Linked DNA regions of Homo sapiens: regions 1, 3, 4, 5 and 6 are each linked to region 2. Evidence: chromatin contacts called from ENCODE Hi-C or POLR2A ChIA-PET data. All regions are on one chromosome and are shown on one strand. Each heading gives the region's core, a stretch centred on a gene start or an enhancer-like site at or near the end of the contact. The rest is flanking DNA. Distances are from core to core; before and after follow the strand shown.

Evidence for each region. Hi-C counts contacts between places; a loop is a spot of excess contacts on that map. ChIA-PET counts read pairs that join two places held with the same protein, here RNA polymerase II (POLR2A). Pooled maps may share reads with other maps.
Region 1: a map of B cell shows a loop between it and region 2 (14-fold over the local background). The contact joins the promoter of VIPAS39 here to the promoter of ALDH6A1 in region 2. A Hi-C loop is called at or near these places in 2 of 168 maps with a recorded cell type or tissue (B cell and CD8-positive, alpha-beta T cell) and 8 of 50 pooled maps.
Region 3: a map of CD8-positive, alpha-beta T cell shows a loop between it and region 2 (24-fold over the local background). The contact joins the promoter of CIPC here to the promoter of ALDH6A1 in region 2. A Hi-C loop is called at or near these places in 1 of 168 maps with a recorded cell type or tissue (CD8-positive, alpha-beta T cell), 1 of 37 single-sample maps with no recorded cell type and 9 of 50 pooled maps. POLR2A ChIA-PET finds 5 or more read pairs at or near these places in 1 of 52 experiments (B cell).
Region 4: a loop to region 2 is called in a map of naive thymus-derived CD4-positive, alpha-beta T cell, with 8 times the contacts of the local background. The contact joins the promoter of SUSD6 here to the promoter of ALDH6A1 in region 2. A Hi-C loop is called at or near these places in 1 of 168 maps with a recorded cell type or tissue (naive thymus-derived CD4-positive, alpha-beta T cell), 1 of 37 single-sample maps with no recorded cell type and 4 of 50 pooled maps. POLR2A ChIA-PET finds 5 or more read pairs at or near these places in 1 of 52 experiments (H1).
Region 5: a loop to region 2 is called in a pooled map, with 27 times the contacts of the local background. The contact joins the promoter of SLC39A9 here to the promoter of ALDH6A1 in region 2. A Hi-C loop is called at or near these places in 2 of 37 single-sample maps with no recorded cell type and 5 of 50 pooled maps.
Region 6: a loop to region 2 is called in a map of B cell, with 25 times the contacts of the local background. The contact joins the promoter of GSTZ1 here to the promoter of ALDH6A1 in region 2. A Hi-C loop is called at or near these places in 2 of 168 maps with a recorded cell type or tissue (B cell and CD4-positive, alpha-beta memory T cell) and 13 of 50 pooled maps.

The regions. Positions count from the first base shown.
Region 1 is chr14:77,455,305-77,458,854 of GRCh38, reverse strand. It overlaps VIPAS39 (VPS33B interacting protein, apical-basolateral polarity regulator, spe-39 homolog), which reads left to right and starts at 1,254. Exons shown (of 20, transcript NM_001193315.2): 1 at 1,254-1,360. It overlaps AHSA1 (activator of HSP90 ATPase activity 1), which reads right to left and starts at 762. Exons shown (of 9, transcript NM_012111.3): 1 at 586-762. The coding sequence starts at 665. RefSeq lists enhancers at 506-685, 411-933, 856-1,315, 934-1,456.
Region 2 is chr14:74,082,195-74,085,702 of GRCh38, reverse strand. It overlaps ALDH6A1 (aldehyde dehydrogenase 6 family member A1), which reads left to right and starts at 1,250. Exons shown (of 12, transcript NM_005589.4): 1 at 1,250-1,356. The coding sequence starts at 1,309. It overlaps LIN52 (lin-52 DREAM MuvB core complex component), which reads right to left and starts at 747. Exons shown (of 6, transcript NM_001024674.3): 1 at 710-747. The coding sequence starts at 728. It also overlaps a transcript of BBOF1 not described here. RefSeq lists an enhancer at 659-838.
Region 3 is chr14:77,096,924-77,100,765 of GRCh38, reverse strand. CIPC (CLOCK interacting pacemaker) reads right to left here and starts at 2,508. Exons shown (of 4, transcript NM_033426.3): 1 at 2,405-2,508. It overlaps LOC124903350 (a long non-coding RNA gene), which reads left to right and starts at 2,748. Exons shown (of 2, transcript XR_007064275.1): 1 at 2,748-2,890. RefSeq lists enhancers at 1,738-1,897, 2,037-2,866, 3,228-3,277 and a silencer at 2,898-3,047.
Region 4 is chr14:69,609,040-69,612,848 of GRCh38, reverse strand. SUSD6 (sushi domain containing 6) reads right to left here and starts at 1,253. Exons shown (of 6, transcript NM_014734.4): 1 at 1,021-1,253. RefSeq lists a silencer at 735-1,504.
Region 5 is chr14:69,396,778-69,400,243 of GRCh38, reverse strand. SLC39A9 (solute carrier family 39 member 9) reads right to left here and starts at 1,552. Exons shown (of 7, transcript NM_018375.5): 1 at 779-1,552. The coding sequence starts at 874. It overlaps ERH (ERH mRNA splicing and mitosis factor), which reads left to right and starts at 1,945. Exons shown (of 4, transcript NM_004450.3): 1 at 1,945-2,013. The coding sequence starts at 2,011. RefSeq lists enhancers at 1,260-1,599, 528-1,727, 1,929-2,436, 2,437-2,945 and a silencer at 1,696-1,936.
Region 6 is chr14:77,318,503-77,322,285 of GRCh38, reverse strand. It overlaps GSTZ1 (glutathione S-transferase zeta 1), which reads right to left and starts at 1,250. Exons shown (of 9, transcript NM_145870.3): 1 at 1,103-1,250. The coding sequence starts at 1,117. It overlaps POMT2 (protein O-mannosyltransferase 2), which reads left to right and starts at 1,403. Exons shown (of 21, transcript NM_013382.7): 1 at 1,403-1,852. The coding sequence starts at 1,605. RefSeq lists enhancers at 587-636, 168-1,029, 907-1,176 and silencers at 1,257-1,636, 1,867-1,916.

The DNA of each region.
Region 1 (3,550 bases), core at 5-2,504, 3.4 Mb before region 2:
AAGAACGGTCAGGTTATAAAACCACGGCTGCTCGGCAACCTGGAGTTCCAACACACCCGACCTGATAGTTCCGGGTGAGAGGCCGCAGCTATCTGAGCTCTGAGCACCTGCACAACACGTTCTCAATCTCCCGCGGGACCGCTGCAGCGGTCCCCTATGAATGACTTTTAATTTTACCGCAGGCCGCAAAATAGGAATTACAGACCCCTGGCCTTAGGCCTTTCACAGCTATCTCCCAACACAATCAAAGGAGGTTCCAGTCTCAGTGACTCCTCTGGCCACGTGTAATAAGCACCTCCCTGCTCGGGCTGGATGCAGCAGCCAGGGCGTTATCTCCTAGTCTCTCTGACAACCCTCCTCTGGGGCGCAGCCCTCCACGTCCATCTCCCTCCCCTCAAACACTGAGAAGGTGACCGCGGAGTGGAGAGGCCTGGGGCTACGGACCCCTGCCACAGGAAGGACCCACCCCCATCTCCGGACAGGGCTACCTCAGCCCCAGCTCTGTCCGGGCCGAGGTTCTAGGAACCCTGAAACCCTGGCCCGGCCGCAGGTCTCCCAAGGCCGGCCTGCTTTTCTGGCCCTCACCAGTGCCAGTTGTTGACGTTGGTGGCGTCCGCCCGCTCCTCCACGATCCAGCGTGGGTCTCCCTCACCCCACTTGGCCATCGGCTCTCCTATCGCGGCGCCACCAGCTCCGGAGCAGCCGTAGCCACAGCCTCAGGACCGCTTAGTGCCAGCCGCCCGGCAGCGCCTGGAAACTACTAGAAGCGGCCGCAAGCACCTCCTGGCTTGCTTTTCCCTCCACCCCCTCCCCTCCTTAACTTCCGGCTCCTCCCCACTCCCACCGGTTACTTCCGTCCCAACTCGCCGCACCGTGGGTTCCGCCTGATTTAGAGATCCTTCAGACTCCATCGGGTTCTCCCCAAAAAGCGTCCCGAAACCCAACTGCTCATACAACCATTCCTCACCCATAGGAAAACAAAGAACACGTCTCATTGCTTCCCTGGACCCTAAATCGCCCTTGCTGAGCCTCATGGGAATTGTAGTCTTGCTACGTGACTCGCTGGATAACCGCGGAAGGTCTCGCGGAAAGGAGAGGAAATGACCTAGCACGGTGCTTGGGGTTTCTGGGGGCTGTAGTCAAGAAGCCTTGTGGTTCGTCGGGACAGCGCCTGACAGCAGAGGCAGAAGAAACTACGACTTCCAGCATGCCCTGCGGTCTCGTTATTCGTGTTTTCTCTCCGCCCTACGATTATTCCCTTCCGCCCCCTTCTCTAAGCTGCACAGCCTGAATAGAAGGGCTGGTCCAGCGGCGGCGGAGGCTGGCGCTGTCCTGAGAGGGAGGGCTCTGTGCGGAAGAGGTGAGGGTGTCCCAAGCCCCTTGGGTCGCGTATCTGGCTGGATCCAGCCTCTCCGCATCTTGATCTTTTCCCCTCTTCTAGGAGGCATCCCTACACCCTATGACTACAGGCCTGATTCTCTTCTTTCAGTCAGGGCGACCCTTGGGCGCTGGAGTACGCTTGGGACTGGGGCTGCGAGTGAGCACCAGCGATTGGTTCGGAAGCGGACATTTGGTTCAGAACGAGCATTTAACTCTGCCAGGGATCCGCTGGGCTCTGACGACTGCGGTAGATCCATGGCTTCCTGGACGTTCACCCGTAGAGTCATCCTAGCTTAACTCTTGTTCCCTGGTCTCAGTTCACAAGCCTCACCTGTATCTTCCTGGCTCGGAAGATAATTGAAACCAAGTCTGACTTCTCAGTAGGTGGTTTTTGGAGTTTTCTGAGGCAGGGAGCATGTTGTGGTTTTCTTGCTGATTCTTCTGTTTTCCTTTGTAAAGTTCCTGTTCTCCCCTGAGGTCTCTCACCCTGCCTTGTGGGCTGTCAGTAAACAAGAGACGATAAAGACAAACCTCTGAAGTATTTTAAATCATGTTGAAGCACCTGTCACTCTTAAGAGTGACAATCGTACCTGATTACTTTATAACTCTAGAGCCACTAGATCATTATCTATACTTGCCAAGTAAACCTAGCTTCTCATTTGGCGTTATAAATACAAATTGATGGCAGTTGTCTACTGCCATTGCATGGTTAAAAAGATTCCAGAAATCCTCTGGTAGATTATTGTGTTTGTTAGACACATTCTATGTCTATCTGTAGATAATTACTATAGTGAAGGAATGATCTCTAGTTTTCTGGAAAGTGAAAAATAGGTAGAAGGACCATGCAAGACACTAGAAATGGTCTAGGAGCCAGAAAGCCTGGATTGTAATTTGAAATAGGAGCATTTAACAAAGTGGCTTTGATACTGAACTCTTTTGTGCCTCACTTTCCCCATGAGTAACATGGAAATGGAATCTCCCAGGCCTACCTTACAAGATTGTTCTGAGGATCAAACGAATGACAGAGTGATTTATGAACTGACATGTGTGCCAGAGACATTTATATGTTCTATACACATCTTCAGCATTTGTGGCTACTCAGAATTTTTGTATTTTTTTTAATCTTTAGGATTGCTAAAAAATATTTTCTTTTTTAGCTTTTCCCAAGGTACCAGGATGATGTATTAATAATAAAAGTTACTATTGAGTGTTAATTTTGGGTCAGGCACTAAGCACTTTACATGTATTAACTGGTTTACTCCTCAGAACCATTTCTAAGGTAGGTCATCTGTTATGCCCATTTAACAGACGGGAAAACCAAGACAGAAAAATGTCAGTATGATATTCCATATTAAAAGGAAATAACATTTAGTATTTACTTTCTGCTAGACACTTTTATAGATGTTCCCTGCAACCCTGTGAGATAGGATATAATTTTCTCCAAGGCTTAGAAGTAAAGTCATTTATCCACTTTGCTCAGAATTAAGAGAAACCAGGATTTGAACTCAAGGTTGCCTGACTACAATGTCTGTGTGGGATGATTTCATGGTGTCTGCCAGCATTTTTGGTTTATCTCCCTAAAATTAAATACAGAAAAGGATTTTTAAACAACCCTGTACCAGTAGAAATCAATTAGTGATGTCTGCCGTGAGAAGGGACCAGATAGTAGAAAATCCCCACAATACCCTTGCTATCCCTATATCCCCTGAGTTGAAAACAAAGTCAGGAAGTAACAGTAGAGTATCTTTAAGGGCTATCAAAAGCCTCAACAGGACTACCATGACAAGGCTTTTCTCAAGCTTTTATTGATGAAGGTGCTATTAAAAGGAAAAGCAAATGGTTCTTTTAGAACTTGATGCTGTTTAGCCTTTACAGTTATTTTTGGTGCTGTGGGAGTTTTATACCCAGTCCTTGGCTTAAATCATAGTTTTCATTCTAATCCTGTTGGCATTGATAGTTTACTTTGTAATTCTGTTTCCTTATTTGGAGATAGGGAGGGTCTCACTGTGTCACCCAGGCTGGAGTGCAGTGGTGTAATCTCAGCTCATAGCAGCCTCGACGTCCCAAGCTCAGGTGATCCTCCCACCTTAGCCTCCCAAGCAGCTGGGACTACGTCACCATGTCCAGCTAGTTTTTTGTTTTGTTTTTTAAATTTTTTTGTAGAGACAGT
Region 2 (3,508 bases), core at 1-2,500:
ACTTGAAATGACTTGCATTTTACACAATATATAAACAGAAATCGTTAATTCACTCAGCCTTAAGAAACAACACGTAAAGCAGATGGAAGACAGGTTGCGACCTGTGCAAGACGACACTTAAAAGCTCAATACTGATTCTCCTCGCGACTCTCAGGGCGAGGGGCCGAGAACGTCCCCCGCTTCTCTTGCTGCCACGGCAATGGTCCCAAACTGAGGAGACAGGAGAGAGATCATGTTTCTCTTGCGGTTCAGTATCGAGATGAGGTCAGCCAGCAGCCCTGCGAGGGTTTGTGAGAATCATTCCATCCGTGCGCTCAATCAGAAGAGAACTGATCCTTTCAATGGGTACCCCAAGGAAAAAACTACAGTAAGCCACGTCCTCCAGAAACATCTCCTCCTCGACCCTCAGCCTCGCCCAAATAGAGATAAGGAAGGCACAGGGCGACCCCCCTGTCCTTTTACCCAGAATGAGTCCCTCCCTAGTGCCCTCCTCCACACGCCTGGTACAGAGCGGGGAAACTGGGCACCTCCGGAGCTGCTGTGAAGAACCGGTGAGCTGAAGACGGCGATGGATCTCAAGAAAAAAAATAAAAGGGAAAGGAGAAGAGCCCAAGAAAGAAATGTATGTTCGAGGGGCAGAGACAGAGTGGATGTTCCCAGTAGAGCAAAGAAGGAGGCTGCAGGCAAAGATCTCTAAGCCGGCTCTTACCGTCTGTGGGAGACGCCATCTTCCAACCCATGTCACGTGACGTGGCCAACCGTCGGCGGGAAAACGAGGTTCCATAAGCCACGCCCCCAAAGAGAAACCCTATCCCCAACTCGCAGCCCAGTCTCATTCCCTCGCCTCATAGGGCAATCTTTGCCTAGCCCCGCCCCTAAGTATAGCCACGCCCCTTACGCGGATGTTGAGGTGGAGCGACTGCAAAATTCTTGAAGGGTCTTATTTACTTTTTTCAGTGGGGGGGTGGGGCCTCGGTTCCGCCCTTGGCCAATCGGAGTTCCAGGTTAGGGGGGCGTCTTCCCCGTGTGCTCGGTAGGGAGTGTCCAAGTCAGGGGCGTCTTCTCTACCTCCGCCTACGTCATTGGCTGAGGTGGCAGAGGGCGAGAGCATTTTCGCTCCTAACCAATCACTTATCCCCAGGACGGGGGTGTGAGGAGAGGAATCAGGTGTTCGGACCAGTGATTGGCTGGAGAAAATAGTCCTCCCCACCAATGAGGAAGCCTGGCAGGATGGAGGGCGAGGCCTGGCAGCTGTAGTGCTTCTGGGCAGTAGAGGCGCGGGGTGCGGAGCTAGGGCGGCCGAGAGCCATGGCGGCGCTATTGGCGGCGGCGGCAGTGCGAGCCCGGATCCTGCAGGCGAGTGAGGGTGGTGCCAAGGCACCATGAAGCTAGGAATTGGATCCTTTCCGTCCGCTCCCTGAGCCATCCTCGGGCGGGACCACCTTCTTGGCCCAACCCCTTTTTGGCCAGACCTCCTACCCGACCTGTGCGGCCCTGTCCCATGCCCAGCCCTCACTTCATAACCTCCCTGGTCCCGGATCCAACCCTGGGCTGTTACCCTTGGCCCTCTACCCTTTTACTCCTAAGCCTCCTCTTTTCTGGCTCTCGCCCACTCTCCTTCTCCAGCTCTGCCCGCTCCCTGCTGTCACTCTCTTGCCCTCATCTCTCCATCCGCCCACCGTCTTTCCTTTTTACCTCTGCACCAGCCTTCTCTCTCTCCCCCAGAAACTACTCTTTTTGGTTACTCTGTCCCCTGCCGTGAGCGTCCACTTTGCCATTGCTCCCTTCCCCCACCCTACTTCACTATCCGTGGTGATCTGAGGTAAGGGGGAGGGGGGACGCGAGGGGCGAGGGTCAGTGTATGAACTTTGAATTTCCTTCTAGAGGTGGACTCTAGATTTTCACCAAAGGCAGCCATTTGCTAAGCTATTTTCCCTAAGTGTGGCTCTTTGTATTTTCCATGGACTGGCTGTCCCCTTTCTTGCCAAAACTTTGAGTTAAACTTTTTCTCAGCTAAGTTACAGTTTACATAGATAGGGCACATCTACATAGATAGGGTAGATAAGGGCACACAGTTAAAGCTACCAGTATGTTCCATGTATGTTCAAGGTACCAAACATCTTTAAAACGGGTGATAGAAAGTGGGAGCCAGGTAAGACAAGAAGTCTAAGTTCCCACCCCAAAATCAGCTCTTCTAGTGCTACACACCCTCATCTCTGCACTTGGGGGATTGAGTCCTCTCTGAAGCCAACCTAAGGAGAAATGGTAAAGCTACAGGAGTTGCATGCCTGAGGCCTGTAATCTCCAACTCTGTTTATAGTCTTTCCCCTGTTCATGGCCTACCAAGGATTTAGAGTATGTGGCAAGATTTACCGCAGGCAAGAAACAGTCTGCAAGAAACAACAGTGCCGTTCTTATTCATTACATCCAGTCTGAGAATTTCCTCTATATTGCTGAGCTTTTAGGTAATATTAGTATTCACCAGGTTTCCGTGAGTTCTAGTAAAGAAACTTGGGCAGTTTTAAGATTCTTGGCAGAGTCAGCAAAGATTCATTTTTAAATATGCTATTTAATGGGGAAGGTAGAAAGGATGAGTTTGAAGGGTTTGGCAGATGGTCTGGCCTCACTCATATTTCTTGCTGCGATCCTTGTTCTGTTCTAGTATCTTTTTTTAGTAGCAGGAAAACAAAGTTTCCACCCTATATTTTTCTTACCAACTTCTTGAAATCTTTTACTGAAATTGGCTTTTTTCCTTTGCCTCCTCTTCCCCTCCCATCACAATGAGTCATTGAGAACCTTAAGAAAGTATTTTGTCCTTTTCCATCAAGGAGAAGAATCTCTCTTTCCATGTACTTTTATTTCAGAAACAGACACTATGTATTTTCTGATTCATTTGGAGAAACTTCTGAAGTGACCTGGAAAAGAACAGATAGAGTAATCCTCAGCCAACTAGGAGTTGTAACGTGAATCTTTGATTAAAAGTTCGATAAAAAGTAGCCTACGGGCCAGGCGCTGTAGCTCCTGCCTGTAATCCCTGCACTTTGGGAGGCCAAGGTGGGTGGATCACCTGAGGTCAGGAGTTCGAGACCAGCCTGACCAACATGGTAAAACCCCTTCTCTACTAAAAATACAAAAATTAGCCGGGTGTGGTGGCGGGCGACTGTAATCCCAGCTACTCAGGAAGTTGAGGCAGGAGAATCGCTTGAACCCGGAAGACGGAGGTTGCAGTGAGCTGAGATCGTGCCATTGCACTCCAGCCTGGGCGACAGAGCAAGACTCCATCAAAAAAAAAAAAAAAAAAAAAAAAAACCTCGATTTTGGCAGCCATGAATATTAGAGAACTATCAAAAGGATTTATAGAGGAGAAAGTTAATGTTTTCAATTATTTTAAGTATTCAGCTTATTTTTCTCTGCCACGAAGAGTAGTCAAACTTAACCTAAAACCTCTCTCTGCTCCTTGTGATATTATCACTCCCATGCAGAGATAAAGGAATGTTCGAGACAGGGT
Region 3 (3,842 bases), core at 1,259-3,758, 3.0 Mb before region 2:
GAAACCCTGTCTCTACTAAAAATACAAAAATTAGCTGGGTGTGGTGGCACACATCTGTAATCCTAGCTACTTGGGAGGGTGAGGCAGGAGAATCCCTTGAACCTGGGATGTGGAGTTGCAGTGAGCCGAGATGTTGCCACTGCCCTCCAGCCTGGGTGAAGAGTGAGACTCCGTCAAAAGAAAAAAAAAAAAGAAGAGAAAAGAAAAGAAAAGAGAGAATCAGAGCCAGGCAAGGTGGCTCACGTCTATAATCCCAGCAGCACTTTGAGGCACAGGCGGGCAGATCACCTGAGGTCAGGAGTTGGAGACCAGCCTGGCCAATATGGTGAAACCCTGTCTCTACTAAAAACACAAAAATTAGCTGGGCTTGGGGATGTGTGCCTGTAATCCCAGCTTCTCAAGAGGCTGAGGCACGAGAATAGCTTGAACCTGGGAGGCAGAGATTGTAGTAAGCCGAAATTGTGCCTCTGCACTCCAGCCTGGGTGACAGAGTGAGACTCCGTCTCAAAAAAAAAAAAAAAAAAAGAAAGAAAGAAAGTGAATCAATAAATATATAAGTTTATATAAGGGGACAAAATTCAAAATCCTAGCAAGTGCTCCAAAGCATTTAGCTCTTACTACTCTTTTTGCACTTCTGACATTAGTCTAATTATTTGTCTCCTCAACCTCGAGTTGTTTTTTTCATCTTTGCAACCTCAGCCCCCAACAATTAACATGAGGCATTCAATAGAGTAATAAATTCCAACAAATCTCTGACCTGCTGAGTCTCTGACAGCTCTAGTAGCTTAGCAGTCACAGAAATACCTGAACAGCTTGAAGGTCAAGATTCTGCATTTCCAAACACCACGGTCACCTTAAGATCTAACCTCCACGTCTGGTCCCCTGCAGGAAACAGATATTTGATCTACCCCTTATTCTAAGTTGAAACGTCAGGGACAAATCCACCATCCAAATTAAGGGTTGATCTAATCCACAAACAATCTTTGTGAAGATTTGTCCTTATGATTAAAAAGGAGATCCAGGGTTACAAGAAAAGGATCTGAAATGCTGCTTTCAGATCTCTCCTTTTATAGACACTTGGCAACATTCCTGGAAGCTCAAGTTCCCTTTAAAATGTGTCACGTGTATAACATGTGTGCCTGGACAGAAGTGTGAGGTAAAAGCCCAACCAGAGGCTTAAATACAATAAAGTGATAAGGTCACAGAAAGAAAACCTTGAGTAATCCCCGTTAGAATTATAAATACATTACTAGCTTTTCTCCGAAGTCATTTTCTTTTGGCCTGCATATTCAGGGATACCATTCTGGGAGAATGTCTGGGTATCTTAACAGTGGAAAAACCCTGTCTACCTAAATGTCTAATATTCATCTTCCCTTCCACATTCATTCCATTTCTCCAACTTGGCTGAAAATTCGTGTCAAAGATCCTGAACCCCAATTCCATACAATTTCCTATGTTTTAGACCAGTTTGGCTCTATTTTCACCTTTCAAAGGGGAGATGAGCTTAGAGAACTTTCTCCGATCCCCTGCTGCAATTAGTTCACAGTAACAGTGCCCACCTACCCATTCGCACCAGCCCACGTTGCATCTGTGCCAGGCAGCATGTGCACCCTCCAGGCATCCACCAGCCTGCCAGCTCAGCAGGGCAAAACTGGGCAGACCCTAGTACTGTGCTGTGACTGGCATACCACCAGCCTTCCAGGGCAAACGCCCAGGCAATGCATACTGCCAGGACTTGAGCAATAACAGGGAGCCTAGCTCCAGCCTGTGACCTGGGCCGGGATCAGAGCTCCCCCGAACCCACCCACTAACCACTTAACTCCTTACTTGGCACTGCCCACCTTCTCCCCAGAAACACTACCCCCGACACCAAGCCTGGCAAGCTGGCCACTCAGGGGAAACAACCAGCAACGAGGGTGACGGCAGGTCTCTGGAAAAGGCAGCACACCTGTGCCCTGGAGCCAGAACAGGGTACCACCCCCGACCTCAAACCGGAAGCCCAGGACCCTCGCCCAGTTACTAGTTCTGGCGCCCACTCACCTGCCCATTGCTTGGCCCTCAGCTCCCAGCCGGGCTGGACTCCAAGCTCTCTCCCCGCCCAGCCGGCTGGCGGTTGCGCCCAGGGCTAGACCAGGGCCCACCTGCCCCTCACACAAGCCTCCTCCCCACACGCAGCCCCCTCCTCACCCGCGATTCCCTCTCCCACGCCCCTCACAGCAAACCAAAGCCCTGCTCCCACCATTTGGCTCTCCGTCCTCCGAAAGTCCCGGTTTGCCCCTCTTGCCTACTCGCTCCTCTTCCTCTCTCCCCTACTTCCACCTCCTTTCCCCACGCTCCTCGCCCAATCCCTCTCCCGCCGTCATCCCTGCTCCCCTCCTCCCGGACCGAGCCCTCCCTTTCTCACCTAGGGCCGGGGTCGCAGCTCCACGACCGGCCTGTGGGTCAGGTGGCGCATGCGCGAGCACGGCCCCGCGGCACCATGACAACCTCGTCGTCGCTGGGTGTCTCGCTATCCCCACAGCCTCCCGCCCATTTCTCCTCCCCACGCCTCCGCGACGGCTTTCGCCAGCCACGTGACCCGACTCGGATGACCCGGCACCATGGAGACCGCACGCTGTTCTCCTAGAAGGGCCCTTGGAAATGCGCCCTTTCCCCGCCCCCGCCGGAAGACCAGGCCGGCGCGGGGCGGGGCCAGCGCTCAGAGGCCTACGCTCTGTCCGCGGCCGGCGGGCGTCTCTATGGTTGGTTCCTCAGGCCTCGCCGCCATTTTGTACGGGGGCCTTGAGCAATGAGCGGCTTGGGCAAGGTTTCCAGGCGGGGTTCAGAGGAGCCGGGGGTGGGGCCGGCTTGGAGTCGATACAGAGAGAGGAGCGACTCTCGCACTGTCTTGGTGCGTGCCGCCGTGCCGCCGTGCCGCCGTTGGGGGTGGGGGCCGGGGCGAGTCGTGTCCGGCCTGTGCGCGTGCCGGGAGCGACAGTGCCCGGCGTGGGAGAGCGGGCGTGCGGGCGGCCTCAGCCTGGAGTCGCCGTGACAGGGGTGCCAGACCTCCCCGCGTGCTCCTCGCATTTTCTCTACGCCTGTCGCCCTGTTTGTTTTTTGTTCCCGTCCACCCTCGAGACCGTGCTTCACGAGGTCGAGGCGCGATGAGTTATTTTAAGTAGATGATTTCATGACCTTTGATGTTTGACTGACTTTGTCATGTGCTATGGGTTTTATATGGATGCTGTTTCTTGGTGAAGGTTCACGGTGAACACACGTGTGTAACAGCTAAAGAAAAAAAGGGCTTGGGATCAGTTGACGTTCTGATGCCTTGAATCAGTGAAGGTTACTTAGAAAAAGAATTATTTCGCTAGTGAAAAAGAGGACATGGGCGAGTTTAAAGAGTTGACGGGTCGAGGCAGATTCAAGAGCTGAGCTGTCCAGTAAGATGGTCACTAACGACTGGATAAGTTTCTCAGTTGTACTAGCCACATTTCAGGAGCTCAGTGACCTCTTTATTGGACAGTGCAGATTATATATAGCCCATTCCCAGCATCGCAGAAAGTTATATTGGACAGTGCTGATTTAGATAGTGGGGAATTGTTTTATACTGGTCATCCAGGCCTTTGTAAGTGCTGCTAGGTCGTGGTTAATCACGTTAGTCCTCTAGACACAGGTAATTCTAATGTATTACTGGGTATGGGTGTACTTGTTAGTAGTCAGCTTTACCAACAAGTAATATGCCTACACCATGTAAGGCTTTTGTTTTGGGGACAGAGTGAAAGCAATAGTTAACAATTACCAAGTAATTAGGAGCCGGGCCGCTTTATATGCATCCTTTTATGATTCCTTACAAGTTTATG
Region 4 (3,809 bases), core at 4-2,503, 4.5 Mb after region 2:
TTCCCATCTCTGTAGATCAAAAAAGGGAGTAAATCCCTAGGCCTAATTGAACTGAGTAATCTTACTGCACCTCTGGAAGAGCACACAGGAGCCCAGTTAGCGAGAGCAACAAAGCCCAGCATGTCGCCTGCCACTGAAAGAAAATTCTGTGGGAACAACAGCTTTAGGCCTCCTTGCCCAGACGCCAACTTCCCTTTAACCAGCCCAAGACTTTATTTTGACGCCTCTTTGCTCCTGGGTCTTGCTGTCCCCATAACCACCTCCCCCTCCTGCTCCTAAATTCGTCCAGGGTAACTTTTCTCCACTTCAGCAGCTCCCCAGCCACGACTCCCATGAGGGAGAGTCAGATCCACACTCATAGCTGGGGTCTCAAAACCAAGCGAAAAAAGGAAAGTCTGTATGTACGTGCCTACTTTTTGAAAGAAAATAGCTGGTTTCGGGGAGTTTAGCCTGGTTAATAAGAGAAGTTTTTGAGATTAAAGAGCAGCCGAGGCGCGGGGGCTCCCGAATGCCGCGGTGCGCACAGGCGGGCTCTGAGATTTCCTCAGGAAATCCACCTTCTCTAAGCCAGCCCTGCCCCAGCGCAAGCCCCGCAGCTTTGCTGGGCTGAGGGCAGTAATGACAGTGGCACAGAGGGCCTCTGCCTACCTCCTCTGCACCCATCGGCACGGCGTCTGGCTCTTCCGGTGCTGCCCGGGCAGCGACGCGGGACGGCGCGCCCCGGACCGCGGGTCACCAAGTTCCCGGCCGCAAACCAGCCGCCGGTCCCCCCGGCCGCGCAGCCCCCACTGCTGGCCGGCTGGCCGCGCCACGCCAGCGCGGGGCTCCCAGCGGCGCGGCTCGCGGCCGGGTGACAGCGGGCCGGCGCAGAGAAGCGCGGGGAGCCGCCGAAGCCGGCCCGGGCTCCGGCCAGCGTCACTCCTGGGCGGTGCGCGCTGGTCCCGCGCCCCTGACAGCCGGCCGAGCGCGTCGATGGCACAATGCCGGCCCCGCCGCCCCCGGGCCGCGGTGACAACTCACCCGGGAGCCGGCGGAGACCTCCGGGATGGGGGCGCTCACAGCTTCCACGCCGCCGCTTGCGCGCGCCCGCAGTCTTCTCGGGTCTAGGCGAGGCCCCGCGTGCCCTTGTCTAGCTCGCTCTGGCCGGCGCTGTGGGCAGAGGAAGCGGGCGGGAGGGAGGGAGGAGGTGGGGCGGTCGCCGGCTTCGGAGAATAGAACGCGGCGGTAGCGACGGCTGCAGCGCCCGCGTCACTGACCCAGCTGTACCGCGCGGGCGGGGGAGGCCCCGCGGAGGGGAGGGGGCGGGGAAGGGGCGGGAAAGGGGCAGGGCCAGGCGCGCACGCAACGGCGCCGGCGTCGCGCCGCCGCGACCGCCCCGCCGGGAGGCCCTGCACGCACGCGCCGCCGGCCGGGCCAGGTACCCAAGGGAGAAGCGACGCGGTTGGGGAGGTGGGGGGTCCTTAAAGAGACAGTCCCTCTGCGCTGGAGTGGATGGGGCGGTGGCACCGACTCAGCTGGACTATGCGGCGTTTCCAGTGCGCTCTCCAGTTCGTTTACTATTATTATTATTTGCATGATTGAATTACTATTATTTGCAAAGAATTGTACTGCCCTGAGGTTTACAAGGCTTTTGGCGCATGTTGCCTTGTTAGCTCTTGAATTGCTCGTCTGACCTAGCTCGTCTGAAGCAGGTTATTATCTCCCTGTTAAGCAGTAATCCGAACTGTGGTTCCTAGCCTGCCAACATTAAAGCTGCCCGGGGGGTGGGTGGGGGTGAAAATGCAGATTCGGGGCCCCGAATGACCTCCAGCCATTGTGATTCAGTGGGGTCGGACTTGGGAATCTGTATTTTCACTAGCATTCTGAAGTGAGTGATCCTTCAGCATACTAAAAGCACACAAGGGATCTCAAGGTTGAGAAAACCGCAGTTCAGAGCCAGGACTGGCAGAGCCCGGGCTAGAAGCCTGCCACATTCCTAACTGTATTTCCCCTCTTGAGCCTTGCCTTCTGGGGCTATTTTCTAGCACATACTGAGTGAGCAGTTTGTGCACTGTATGGCTACATCGTTTATTGGTGATCTCTCATGCAGTGTGTCCTCGGTTTATGTGTTTACAGGGCCCGTGGCGCCTTGATGGGGAGGACTCTGGCTTTTTATCTTTGTACCCCAGGGCCTTGCACCGTGTCGGTCTCAGAGGTCCTCCATAAGTGTTAAGGAACTCCTACTTGTAAATCAGTGGTAGAGTCCACATCTGGACCTACAGACTTGTGTCTTTGCTGCAGCTTGGGTCAGGCAGGCCTCTTCTCCCAGATGCTCTTGGACAAAAGGATACACCTTCTCAGGGCCTCTCACCAGGCCTAGTTCTAGTAGGCTTTCGGGAAAAGCACTGTGAATTAACAGGGCATGTCCTTGTGAAGTAGCTTGAACCAAATAAACAGGATGCTCCTCCCCATGCACACAGACCCATCCCCAAAAGAACCCTTCCCTTCTGGGCCCCACAGCAACCTGTGGCTCGTTGCTATAATGCCTTTTTCATAAGTCTATCCTTGTTCTGCCTTCTTTCTTCCTTGCCTTCTTGGGTCCAGACTCATTAGAGAAGATGGGCACCCCTCCCTTCCTGCTCATTTGGGGCCACACTGCCCAGACCACTAGAAGATTGAAAAGCACAATTCAGAACTACCTGGGTCTGCCTCAGAGCACAACCAAATCAGTGTGGGCAGCAGGAACATGCCAGGCAGACCCAAGGCTCAGGGAGGGGACAAGGGGGAAGGAAGCAAGGGAAAGGGATGGAGGAAGAATTGGAGAAGATGAATGGAGGAAGGAGAAAAAGAAAGAAAGGAAAGGGAAGAAAGCAGGCATGGATGGTTCAGGTCAGATCAACTGCCAAAGTAACTGAGCCCCTGGCTGTGCACTGAAGTCAGTTTGGCCATTAAGAGGCTCAGTAACTTCATACAAGAACTGCCACCTTATAAAATCCCTTGTGAGACCCTATGCAGATCTGTCCATCACTACCCAAAAATCCTCAGTCGGGCGCGGTAGCTCACGCCTGTAATCCCAGCACTTTGGGAGGCTAAGGCAGGCAGATCACGAAGTCAGGAGTTTGAGACCAGCCTGGACAACATGGCGAAACCCCTTCTCTACTAAAAATACAAAAATTAGCCAGGCGTGGTGGCACATGCCTGTAATCCTAGCTATTCAGGAGCCTGAGGCAGGAGAATTGCTTGAACTCAGGAAGCAGAGGTTGCAGTGAGCCGAGATCGTGCCATTGCATTCCAGCCTGGGTGACAGAGTGAGACTGTCTCAAAAAAAAAAAATCCTCTCCCAGACCTTCAGGGTCCACAGAATGAACTCAAAGTCATCAGCAAGGACTGTAGTATCCTGTGCTGTCCACAGTCCGGCCCAAATGCTCTCCATCCCTCCACACACCCCACTCCAGCCTCCCCATACCACCTGCTGGTCTCTAACAAGCCATTCCTGTCACAAACCAGGTGCCCATGCTGTTTCCTCAATCTTGAAGGCCTTCTCTACTTACCCTTCAGAATCTTCCCAAGGCTGCTGCTTCTACTTTTCTGTGGCACTTTGGTTGAGCCCCAAAGTGCCACAGAAAAGTATTAAATTAAAATTTTTAAACATTTTAAATATTTAATTATTTATTTATTTATTTTGACGGAGTCTTGCTCTGTCGCCCAGGCTGGAGTGCAGTGGCATGATCTGAGCTCACTGCAACCTCCGCCTCCCGGGTTCAGGGGATTCTCCTGCCTCAGTCTCCCGAGTAGCTGGGTTACAGCTGGGATTAGCTTCCATTTCCTTC
Region 5 (3,466 bases), core at 303-2,802, 4.7 Mb after region 2:
AAAAGGAAATGTGAGTTAAGAACAATCTTAGTTTTTTCTTACATTCATTCTAGTACAGACATCCAAAAAACAAAACAGCTTTCCTCAGAAAGGTGTGTTTGACTTTCTCAAAAGGAAGTTATCATATTGATTTCAGTTCATGTAGAAAAATAACATTCTCCATTTCTTTTTTTTTCTTTTTTGGAGACAGGATCTCACTCTGCTGTCCAGGCTGGAGTGCAGTGGCCCAAACACGGCTCACTGCAGCCTCAACCACTTGGGGTCAAGCGATCCTCCTGCCTCAGCCTCATTTGTAGGGACAAAGTCCCGCCACGTTGCCCAGGCTGGTCTAGAACTCCTGGGCCCAAGCGATCCTTCCACCTCAGCCTCCCAAAGTGCTGAGATTACAGGCGTGAGCCACCGCGCCCAGCCCTCCATTTATTTTCTTGATAACAATCTGGAATCTTGATTCCATGAAACCTCTGAGAATCAAAAGAAATGTTATGGTGCCTCTCTCCAGGTAAATGCACAGAACCTCAAATTTTTGTAAGCAATTCTAGGGGATTCAGAATACTCCAGGATCTTCCGTGGAATATCTATCCACCCCAGGTTAAGAATTCCACTAATGAATATGAGGTTTCTTTCTATTATTAAGTGTCATGTATCTTTTAAAAAAGATAGTCTTTCTTAATGAGACCTTCAGCTTTGAGATTTAACTAGGGAAGCAGCTTCCCTTTGCAACTAAAACTACTATCTCACAGCCATCCTGACAGCTGACAGAAAATTGAGAATTTCTTACCTCTGAGAAATTAACAGCCAAGGGAATGATTCCGGCCACGTAACATCCCACCAACATAGCCAGAGACAGCAGGCTAATGGAGATGAAATCATCCATTCTGCCCTCCTTTATTCACCCACAACCACTAGACAACAAATTTCCAGTGGCTTTAAATGGTGCTTAGGTTCTTTAAACAGGTGTGGTGGTTCCAAGAGAGTGGGCTTTCCAGTTCTTTAGGCCTTCCCACCAGCAGATGTGTTCACGAGGCACCTTCCTCTTGAACGTACCCGGCAACAGACCCTTTTTGCTGATATTAGCACCAGAGAAAGCTTACAGCAATCTAAGGTCCCAGGCTCTGGGTTCTCAGATGCCAGTCATTAGATTCTCGTGGGTTAACAGAGATGGGAAAAGTCAATGGGGAAAATGTGCGAATGATCGATTTCTTCGATTGTCGGATTGAGGGTGGCACAATGTCTTAGGCGGCGGCGGGTAAGTGACTCAAGCGAACCTGTTCGTTCCCTAGGCGCCCCTGTCTCCAAGAGGCGGCCCCGAAGGTGATCCGCCCCCCAGAGCAGGAAACCAGCCCACCAGTCCCAGCAAACTCTCCTCCGAGCCTGGGATGAGGAAAGGAGTCCTGCAGGTCTCTAACGATGGGTCCTAGGGGTTCAGCAGCAAAGTTGACACAAAGCTGTCTCTGCCCTATACCCGGTGCTGCCCATGGTACTGCACTCGACCGGGCCTTGACCCGGAGTCGCCGATACTACAGCTGCCATGGCCGCCAAGTGGCATCTCTTCATTCCATCCACTTCCGGATTGTCTAACCACCCCCTCCTTTACAAAGGCACTTCCGGGTTACAACCGACCTCCGGCCCAGGATACTTACGTTGCCGCCATTTTTGAGTAGGGCTAATGAAAGATGTCTGATGTCACTGTCTATACCGGTGATCACTTGAGCCGTATGTTTAATAACGAAAGTACGGAAGACAGCGTCTTGAAAAAAAATAATTCTTCCTAAAGCTTGGAAACTTTCCCTTACCTTTTTGCCTTTATCGAAGATGGCTGAAACAGAGTCAGTAGCTGCTCTAGCTGCCGGAAGTGACTGTGCCTCTATGATCCAAAAGGCTCTTTTGCGTTGCACTTTCGACGACTTCCGGCGGCTCCTCTCGCGAGGATTGGCTGTTAGCGGCGTTGTAGTTAAGCTCGTGTAACGGCGGCGGTGTCGGCAGCTGCTGTAGCGAAGAGAGTTTGGCGCGATGGTGAGAAAGGCCTCCGCGGCTACCCGAGTCCGAGTCCCCGGCCTCCAGAGCGACCCCAGCCCCATACGTTTTCCCCTCCCCACGAGCCCCATGCAGCGCCGCGTGATGCTCCCCGCCACTCTAGTCGGTGGATTGACCCTTCTTCCCGCCGCAGGGACGCCAGGCCTGACTCTAGGCCTCGGAGCCCCGGTCCGCCCTGCGGTTGCGCGCCCGCCTGCTCGCTCGGGTCCGGCGTGCCTTGGGCCTGAGGATGAACTCTCTCCCGATTGTTACTCGGTAGAGGGAGACGTGGGGGAGGTGTTTTGTTTTTTGAGATAGAGAGTCTCACTCTATCGCCCAGGCTGGAGTGCAGTGGCGGGATCTCAGACCCCTGCAACCTCTGCCTCCTGGGTTGAAGCAATTCTCCTGTCTCAGCCTCCCTAGTAGCTGGGATTACAGGCGCCCGCCACCTCGCTCGGCTAATTTTTTTATTTTAGCAGAGACGGCGTTTCACCATGTTGGCCAGGCTGGTCTCGAACTCCTGACCTCAAGCAATCCACCCGCCTCGGCATCCCAAAGTGCTGGGATTACAGGCGTGAGCCACCGGGCCCTGCCGGATATGGTATTTTTCCCTCCAAATGCTCTAGCCTGCTGTAGGAACAATGGGCCAGGGTTGTCTAACTATTCTCGAAGCTGACAGATCCAGCTATACCCAGCATGTGGGCCAGGAGAGGACGTATTTGCTTTGCAGTGTTTTTTCAGCTTTCGTTTTCCTGTGCTCTGCCTTTTTTTTTTTTTTCCTGTTTTTGAGACCTCTAGGTATTGCGTGTGGCGCGTCCCTCAGCCCTCGATCCTGTACTTATCTGTATTTATATCCTCTTGGGGCTGGAGGCTGAAAAGTAGGCTCAGCTCAGAGACCAGCTCTATTAGAACCCAACCGGGATGATCAGTAAGCTCCAATTCGAAGAAAGTGACCAAAACTGGCTTGAGAGGTGGTATAATCTGTAAAGAATTTGAGCAGGAAAGCATTGCCATTTAAAAATGATAACCACTTGACCACAGTTTTTAAAATGTATCATGTTATGTTCTTAGTGATTTTTAATCCTTGTCTTTGGGCAGTAAGTACTGAAAATAGTAAACTTTGCCCGGTGTTCATTTTAAGACTAGATATAAAAAGCAACATGCTGTATAGCTTTTTCCATTCTTACCCTTTCAAATTAGTCCTTTAATTTGCATTAGAATTGGAATACAATTATTATAGTAGCAGTTGAGATAGCTAGTGTATAGGGCAACCTCTGTTGCAAGAATGCACGTGGTTTCTACAAAATTATTTTTTCTTAAATGACTCGTTGAAACTTTTTGAGTAGCTAGCTTACAAAGACTTCTGTATAACAAATAATCTAATATGATGCTTTCTGTGGCTTTTAAATCGATTTAACAAAGGCTTTGACTGCTCAGGTTATTACAGGTGAGA
Region 6 (3,783 bases), core at 1-2,500, 3.2 Mb before region 2:
CCATCTCATCAGCACTCCTAGAAGACCTGTGTTTCCAATTCAAATATGCATTCTGATTACTTTAGCAGATTTTATTTTTAAACCATGTCTTACACATGATTTGAGAAAAAGACTCCTAAAATCCCATTTGGAAGAGGGAGGACTATACATTATTAACGTGACGCAAAGTCCCATCTAACGTGCCACCTTCCTTAGTGCCACAAAAGTGGTTCTCAAACTTCATGGCACGTTAAGAACCATCTAGACCGCTTATAAAAACATGCAGATTCTCGAGCCCGTTCCACCAGAGATGAACAGAGTGGCTCTGGAGCAGGCCCCGGGAAGAACATGTGAAAGCCGTGAAGCTCCCCAGGTGATTGTCATGACTGCCTCTCCTCGCTCGGGGCCTTTTTTTTTTTTTTTTGAGCCGGAGTCCCGCTCTTTCGCCCAGGCTGGAGTGCAGTGGCGCGATCTCGGCTCACTGCAAGCTCCGCCTCCTGGGTTCACGCTATTCTCCTGCCTCAGCCTCCCGAGTAGCTGGGACTACAGGCGCCCGCTACCACGCCTGGCTAATTTTTTTGTATTTTAATAGAGACAGGGTTTCATCGTGTTAGCCAGGATGGTCTCTATCTCCTGACCTTGTGATCCGCCCGCCTCGGCCTCCCAAAGTGCTGGGATTACAGGCGTGAGCCACCGCGCCCGGCCCGGGGACTCTTAAAATACAAACATTACTGGAAGGTCACCTCCTGCTAGGGCCAAGAGAAGAGCATGAAGGGCTGCGAGAAATTGGGAGGCTTGGGGCGACGTTTGGAAGCCTTAGTGGAGGGAGGGGTCTGTTATGGGGAGCAGGGAGGGCGGAGCAGAAGTGAAGCGCGACCGGACAGCGACTCCACCCTGCTACGCACTCCCTACCAGGACCGCCTCCTCTGGCCCAACCCTCCCGGAACTTCGAGCCCCAGCGGGCAGCGCGCAGCACGCAGGCGCAGAGCGTGCCCGGCGCAAAGCACTGCATGCCGGGAGTCGTTGTCGGCCTGGGCGGGCGGTGCAGCTCACTTCTGACCCCGCCCCCCAGGGTCTCCAGGTGTCTAACCAGCTTCCCTCCACCCGGGTGCGCGTCACAGACCTTCCCCGCCTGCATCTGGCACTTCGCGCGACCCCCTCCTCCAGGCCGAGAAACTTCGCGCCTGGGACCTGCCGACGACTAAGGCTCAGTGAGACTCGACGAATCAGGCCCGTGTCTTTCGTCCGGGTAAAGCGAGGGGCTGGACTAGAAAGATCCTTCCGGTCGCCTCTGGCTCGCCCAGCTCTCCCGCCACGCCCCGTACCTGGGGGCTGCTGGGAGTTGCAGTTCCCTGAGCCCGACCCCTCCTGCCCAGTCCCCCCCGCCCCGGGCCGGCCGGCCCTCCCGGTCCCGACATGCTCTGCGCCTCCTGCCGCCTCCTAGCGGCCCGGGCCGCGACCACGCTGCCCGCCCCGCCCCGAGCCCGGGGCCCCGCGCTCCGCTGCAGTGAAGGGCGTTGCATTTCCCGGGGTACCCCGAGCTGCCCTCTTGTGACTCCTTGGCGGGGCGGCTGGTCAGACAAAGTGTGCCTCCGGGCCGGAGGGCGACCCAGAGGAGGGGGAAGATGCCGCCGGCCACGGGCGGAGGCCTGGCAGAGTCCGAGCTGCGTCCCCGGAGGGGCCGCTGTGGCCCCCAGGCTGCTAGGGCCGCAGGCCGGGACGTGGCCGCTGAGGCTGTGGCGCGAAGCCCCAAACGGCCTGCTTGGGGCTCACGGCGCTTCGAGGCGGTCGGCTGGTGGGCCCTGCTGGCCTTGGTGACGCTGCTGTCCTTCGCCACCCGCTTCCACCGCTTGGACGAGCCGCCGCACATCTGGTGAGTGATGGGAGGGACTCGGCGGGCACCATGGCAACCGCGACGGGACGCCGCCCTCTGATTGGCCCGAGGGTACGGAGGGGGCGGGATCTATAGGAGGAGGGCCACGGTGGAGGGGAACTTGAGGTATCGGGTGGGTTGGCCTCTGGCGAGGTGCATTCTCTGGGAGGGGGATCGTTTTGCTCTGGTGGTGGGGCAGTGGGATTCTTAGTATCTGAGGAAGCAGCCCTCATGTCTTCCAGGTTATGCTACAGTGCATCACCTGGCTTGCAAATTGTGGCTTTTAAAGGTGCTTTCAACTTTCCAAAGAGAATTGCAAATTTTTGGGTACAGAATTTTCTAAGGCCTGAGTTCCTATGTCTGCAGGATTTTCAGGCATCAACAGAGGAGAAAATACCTAACTGTGTACCTTTATCCTATAGGGCAAGGACAGTTTGGGTGTTCAGGTATGGTGACCAAAGGATTTTATGAGGCAGAACTCTTCTTGTGAGAAGAGATTTATTTTCTTAAAGGTTTTAGCTTGTACTATCCAGATACTGGGTGTCAGAAATGGAATTCTTTAAGCAAAAAGCAGGCAAGAAAACAGACTGTCAGGGTTGCTTTATTTAGAAATTAATAAATTAGCTTGTTATTGTGTCGTGACTGCTGGCAGAAGATGAGACTCCTGGGTTAGAGACAAAGGACTTTATTACAGGAAATAGGATGCATGTTAGAAGCAGTTTCCCTTGCCATCCAAGTCCCACAGGGTGACGCTATGGGTTTAAATGGATGACTGCACAGGCAGTGGGTTGCATCCAAGTGAAGGAACGACAAGCTTGGAAAATCTGCTGTTTTATAGAAGGCAGTACGCAGACCTCCTCTTTGTCCTGGAGGGAGACACTGCCTCTTCTCTCAAAGTTGCTTGCTGCAAACACAACCATGAGAAATGGCCCAGGTGAGATGCAGTCAGGGCCTTGCATTCTTGGTATACCCAGAATGATGTGTAGAGGCACGAGCAATCTGACAGCCTCTCTCACTCCTCGATTCTATGGTCTTGGCTTCTAGCAGATTTTCACATGAATATACAACTCCCCTGGCTACTCACATCTTTTCAGTTTGTCCCTTACAGCATTTAATTAAGGTTGTTGTCAATGGGACTCTAAGCAGCAGAATAAGGCCAGCTTACAGTATTTACCTCAACCATGCCCTCCAGGGTCCTGGATTCAGCCACTTGTGAATAAGTCCTGGGGGCACCGAGGAATCTTATTTCAGACATCTGGGCTGCAGTCTAAGACCAGTCTATTAACCACTGTGACCTGTGCACAGGGGTTCAGATTGATCTCTGATCTTTGGTGTCATTACCAGTAATTACAATAGCCCACTACCCTTGTAAAAATTTTTTTAAGAAAGTAATTACCAGGCTGGGCGCAGTGGCTCACACCTGTAATCCCGGCAGTTTGGGAGGCCGAGGCGGGCAGATCACCTGAGGTCAGGAGTTCGAGACCAACCTGGCCAACATGGTGAAACTCCGTCTCAACTGAAAATACAAGACTTAGCCGGGCATGATGGCGGGTGCCTGTAATCCCAGCTACTCGGGAGGCTGAGGTGGGAGAATCACTTGAACCTGGGAAGCAGAGGTTGCAGTGAGCTAAGATCGCACCATTGCATTCCAGCCTAGGCGACAAAGCCAGACTCTGTCTCAAAAAAAAAAAAAAAAAATTAACTACCATGATTAATGGAAAGATATTTTGTGACCCATTCTTCCTTACACTAACATATTACTTGGAGGAGTGCAGGCCACTCCAGGATTTTTGTTAGATTTTTATTTGGATCACCATCAAATTTGATTACCATTACAGTGGTTTAAACCACATGGGCAGTGTCACTGAACAGTTGCAGCCTCAATCACTAGACAAGGCATAACCTAAGTAAGGCCCTTAGGATCTCAGGAG